Linked DNA regions of Homo sapiens: region 1 is linked to region 2. Evidence: chromatin loops called from intact Hi-C (ENCODE). Cell type or tissue: heart right ventricle. All regions are shown on one strand. Region 1 overlaps TCF4 (transcription factor 4). Region 2 overlaps TCF4 (transcription factor 4).

The links. Hi-C counts contacts between places; a loop is a spot of excess contacts. Peaks named below come from ENCODE experiments on the same cell type or tissue, not always from the same donor. Only the 100,000 strongest peaks of a DNase experiment are listed, where the experiment ranks them.
Region 1: it touches region 2 in a loop (25-fold over the local background); 1 of 110 quality-filtered maps calls a loop at or near these places.

Annotation. Positions count from the first base shown.
Region 1 is chr18:55,383,388-55,385,887 of GRCh38, reverse strand. All of the region lies in intron 6 of TCF4 (transcription factor 4), which reads left to right. Among named protein-coding and RNA genes, the nearest start is that of TCF4-AS1, 68 kb to the left of the region's middle. In heart right ventricle, a CTCF peak has its summit at 1,162 (motif pointing left); no DNase peak of the experiment used is centred here; H3K27ac peaks cover 1,290 bases.
Region 2 is chr18:55,438,972-55,441,471 of GRCh38, reverse strand. The region is part of intron 5 of TCF4 (transcription factor 4); the gene reads left to right. Among named protein-coding and RNA genes, the nearest start is that of TCF4-AS1, 12 kb to the left of the region's middle. RefSeq lists an enhancer at 1,847-2,500. In heart right ventricle, no CTCF peak of the experiment used is centred here; no DNase peak of the experiment used is centred here.

The sequences.
Region 1 (2,500 bases), 56 kb after region 2:
GGCCTGATTGCCTTGAAACTGGGAGCCTCTAGGGCCCTGAGAACTTGAGCAGGGCTGGACAAGCCTTGGAGCAGAACTTTGCTGTGAATTCTTTCATTGACTCGCAAAAGATGAAGGACTCTAATCCCTGATATCTACCTTTCCACTTGACCTTTTTAGTCTTCAGTGGTCTTTTAGAAGTAATTTTACCTGGCCGCGGTGGCTCATGCCTATAATCCTAGAACTTTGGGAGGCCTAGGCGGGCAGATCACCTGAGGCCAGGAGTTCGAGACCGGCCTGGCCAGCATAGTGAAACCCCATCTCTACTAAAAATACAAAATTAGCAGGGTGTGGTGGCTCACGCCTATAATCCTAGTTACTCGGGATGCTGAGGCAGGAGAATCACTTGAACCTGGGAGGCAGAGGCTGAAGTGAGCCAAGATCGTGCATTGCACTCCAGCCTGGGTGACAAGAGAGAAACCATCTAACAAAAAAAGTTATTTTATGAAAAACATTTGGAGGTTTTCTTTTGGGTATGGCAGGCAGATTGGCCTCTTATTTGGCATAGGTGAAGAAGAAGAGTTGAATAAAAGTAGTTGGGGCATAGAATGGCCATGCAAGTTCCCAACTAAATCAGGGTCAAGTTTAAATGTATTTGTATTTTGTTCAAATTCATCTTTATCTAAAACAGGCTGATGCTGTTTTGTCTCTGTGCTGCAGGTGGATAGCCACAAATTTGACTCTATAGTTACCAGTTATCCCCCTGCCACCCCTTGTTTTTCTTCCTGATTTCTCTACTTCCAATCAGCTGCTCTTTTAGAAACCAATAGAGAAGTGAGACGGGGTGGGGGCAGAGGAAGAGAGAAAGGGGGTAAGGGGGAGGGAGAAAGAGGAAAGAGAGGTTGTTTTTTGTCATTAGTGAGTAAAAATCTGTCGGGCTCGGGTAGTTTCTTAGTGAATTCAGCATTTAGTGATTAGATTAGAGGGGTATATTTGAGCTGAAGATTTTGGGAACTCACCTTTCTGCTCTACAGAATCCCTAGGTTTCTCCTTTAGCTCTACTTTCTGATTCATTCCATCCCCATCCACTGACCCCACCGCCAATATTGAGGTACTTGTGAAAGCTCAGAATCTCCAGTGTCCTCAAGGAGCTAGCCCCAAAGTGCCCCCTGGTGGCTAGAGGAGAAAAAGACAAGATGGAGGATGGGAAAAAGGTCAGGTGGATGGATAACTTTGGCTCTTCTTTTGGCTCTTCTTTTCTGATAGTATTTTTGTTAACAGCATCTAATGGGTTGTCTTCTTTCAGTATCAATGTGAACCAGCTCTGAATAGGTTAGTGTATCAATGTATTTCCCTTTTTGGGTGATTTTGCTGCAGGGATTTCTTTCCCTATGCCAGTTTTTGTTGGTCTGATTTTTGTTTCTAGGCATATTGCATTGACCTGAGCCTTCTCACAGTACTGATGACACTGGGGGTAGGGAGAACAGGAGCAGTTGAAGACGACACATGCTGTCACCTCATGTGCTGGTGTGAGTGGCGCAGGGAAGGGCTGTGATTTTTTATAGGCACACTGATTAGCCAAGCACTTGTCACCTCCACTGCCGCTCATTGGCCTACTGAGTGTGAGCGTGCCATCTAATTGACAGCTGTCTGTTGTCAGAGGGCCATCTTTTCTCCTTTTCAGTTTGAGTGAACACAACAGAGACATCTGCAGAGCTCTCTGCAGCTCTGACAAGGTTGCCCTGCCTGCCAACCCTCAGACTTCTAGGCAGCATAATTGAAGAGATCAGAAAAGAATATTAACCCGTTGACCATCTTGGGCTGAGGTGTAATGACCAAAAAGTCACTTTTTAAGGTGACTGTGAGTCTTTCTTAGTAGAGGAAGACATGAGATTCTCTGTCAGAAGAGTCAGGCCAGTAGGAAGTGCTATTTCTTGGTAGTGATTGTTCGTGGGGTTTCAGTTCATCTGAGCACTTGGAAGAGGATGAGAAGTTCATTTTCAAGGTAGACCCAGTGTTTCATGGTGGGGTTACACTGAAGCCTGAATGCTGGGTCACATCATTCATGTCTGATTTGGCTTGTGTAATGACAGTAGTGCTTTGGATGTGTGTAGTTTGGATGAGGGTTACTCTTTTTCTTTTACCGCCAGGCCTGACACTGCCCTTTTAGCGTAAGATTCCAGAATCTCTTATGCAGTAGCATGGAATGTATGGCCAACCCCGTAGTAACGTGGACTGCCTCTTTGGGACATTTCCTGTAAGCCAGAGATATCAAGGTGGACTTTGTGATGGGTAGATTGTTTATTATACAGATATCAGCTTGGGAATTTGAATGTTTAATTATTTGCCTTGTCGTAGTGTCTTCAAATGAAGCTCTATTTGAGCATCTACTGGGATTGGTACAATATGCAGACAAGCTGGCTTTGTGTGGGTCGAGTCACCTGTGCTTGCAGGATGGGGGTGCTTGCTATATTTGGAAGTGATTTAGTGGTATCCTAGGTTTATCAGGAGGAAAATACAT
Region 2 (2,500 bases):
AATCATGGGAAATAATAGGGTGGATAGAATGTGATTTATCTGCGTATGTTAAAGAAAGAAAAATAGTGATCGTGAATGTACTGAATATAGCTTAAACTATTTATCATTATGTACAAATGGAAACTTACATAAAACCCCTGTTGATTAAGTTTTATCTGAAACAAAGGATATGATTGGAAGTGGAGAATGGGAGAGTATTTTAAGAGCATGTGATAATCCAGCTAGAAGCTTCAGCAAGTCTGTGGTCAAACAAGAGAAGAGAAAGAAAGAGCAAGGAAGCTTGATTTGGTTATGCAAATTTGGAGCACACATATGAGTTGGGACCTAATGGATTGTTGCACTGGATTTGGTCATCAAATGATGCTTTTCATAGCAAATATTATCTGAGCCATTAATTCAAACACTGAGAAATGCAGGCCATGTGTAGGCAGAACCACAGCCTTTTTATCCCTCAAAACAAAATGTAAAAGTTGGCCTTGATGGTTAGACCTTATAAAGAAGAATAAGGGGGGAAGGGGGAAAGGAGCAAGTAGTGAAGGAAAAAGCACCCAGAATGGAAACAGGCATGCGTATTCAGACATAAATCCAATAAACAGACACCCCAAAGTTATGCTGTGTAAGAATAGACACACAGTAAGAAATTTCCAGCTATCAGGCTAACAGGATGGAAAACTGGAGAGCACAGAGCAATTACTTACGAAGAAAGAGGCACAGTTGACATCAAGTGTTATAGAGGAGACTGGCATGATTACAGGAAGATGTTGAGAATATCAGAAAACATCCCCAAATTAAGAGTGCCAAAAAGAAGAAAGATTACCGATGAGATCATGATAAATAATAATGAGCTGTTTCTCAAAGTACCTGAAGAAGGGGCCTGAAAAGTGGTTTGTCAAGCCTGGAAGACAGAGAAAGGGTAATGTATTGACGGACGATGGAGACACTGCTAAAAAATAAATGAAATTTTCACCCCAGTGTTCACAAAGGAGGAGGTGGTTGGGGACAGATGTCAGACACAGACACAAATTTCCCAGGGGAGAATGAAGAAATACAAAAGAAATCAGGATCCTGCTAAAACAGGTGATCAAGGGGTGAGAAGAAGAAAATGAATAAAACCCCAAAAACCCCAAAGCTTAGCGGTAGTCACCTAAAAATCTTCAAGAAGTGAGAACAAAGAAGCTAACAAGAAGAGGAAAAACATACCCGCATCACTTAGAAAGGCTGGAAATATTTTCATGTGTGTGTGTTTTTATCTAGTTAATTTGTTAGACTAGCCCTTTTGAAACTTGTCCTTAAAGGAAGTAAGATAGAATACTTAAAGAAAAATGATTGTGGCTGGGCGTGGTGGCTCACCACCCAGAGTGGAAACAGGCATGCGTATTCAGACATAAATCCAATAAACAGACACCCCAAAGTTATGCTGTGTAAGAATAGACACACAGTAAGAAATTTCCAGCTATCAGGCTAACAGGCCTGTAATCTCAGCTCTTTGGGAGGCCGAGGAGGGCAGATCATTTGAAGCCAGGAGTTCGAGACCAACCTGGCCAACATGGTGAAACCCCGTGTCTACTAAAAATACAAAAAATTAGCCAGGCGTGGTGGCACGTGCCTGTAGTCCCAGCTAGTCGGGAGGCTGAGGCAGGAGAACTGATTGAACCCAGGAGGCGGCGGTTGCAGTGAGCTGAGATCATGCCGTTATACTCTTGCCTCGGTGACAGAGTGAGACTCCGTCTCAAAAAAGAAAAAAGAAAAATGATCGTTTAAGTGGCCTTGAATAACCAAGACATCTTTCCTGCTAAGTTCTTTTCGAGTTACCCATTATGCCCAGCGTTGAATGTTTACTGTGCTTATTAAGGATGATTTTTGTGTCCTAGGTGATCACTGAGTCCTTGATTGGGCCAGTATTTACTGGATGGATGCTTCTTAGTGCCAGGGAGTGCGCTAGATCCTGGACTACTGGGATGGAAAAGCTAGATACTTTCTGAGGGTTTTTGAAGTCACTTCTTCCTCACTCATATAAGCAACCCCACCTCTTTCCAGGCATTGATTTCAGTGTGTTCATCATCCCTGGTCTTGCTTTTAACCAGCTACTTGATGGGCAAAGGTCTGGAGAGGGGCAGCCTCCTTTGTTGCTGGCTCAGTGTGCTGTGCTGTCCTCAGCGTGGTGCCTGCTTTTTGCCCTTATCCTCAGATGTGGATCCCTCTCTTCCCAAGCTCTCCTCCATCCCCTGTGCTGCAAACAAAACTCCTTGTTTGTTGCTCCCCACCAGTGGCCACGAAGGAATTTGCAAACCCCTCAACCTCCTACTGTTTTGGAATTCATGAAGTTTTTGCCCTGAGCAAGAGGCTATACTTTCAAAAGTACTTTTTCCTTTCTTCATTTTCCCACCCCCTGCCTTTCAACCACTGCCCCGCCCTGGTGCACACACCTCCATCCCAGGCTGATAACTCCCATCTCTATTTGAACCACCCACTCCCTTCTCTTGGCCTCTGTCAATTTTAG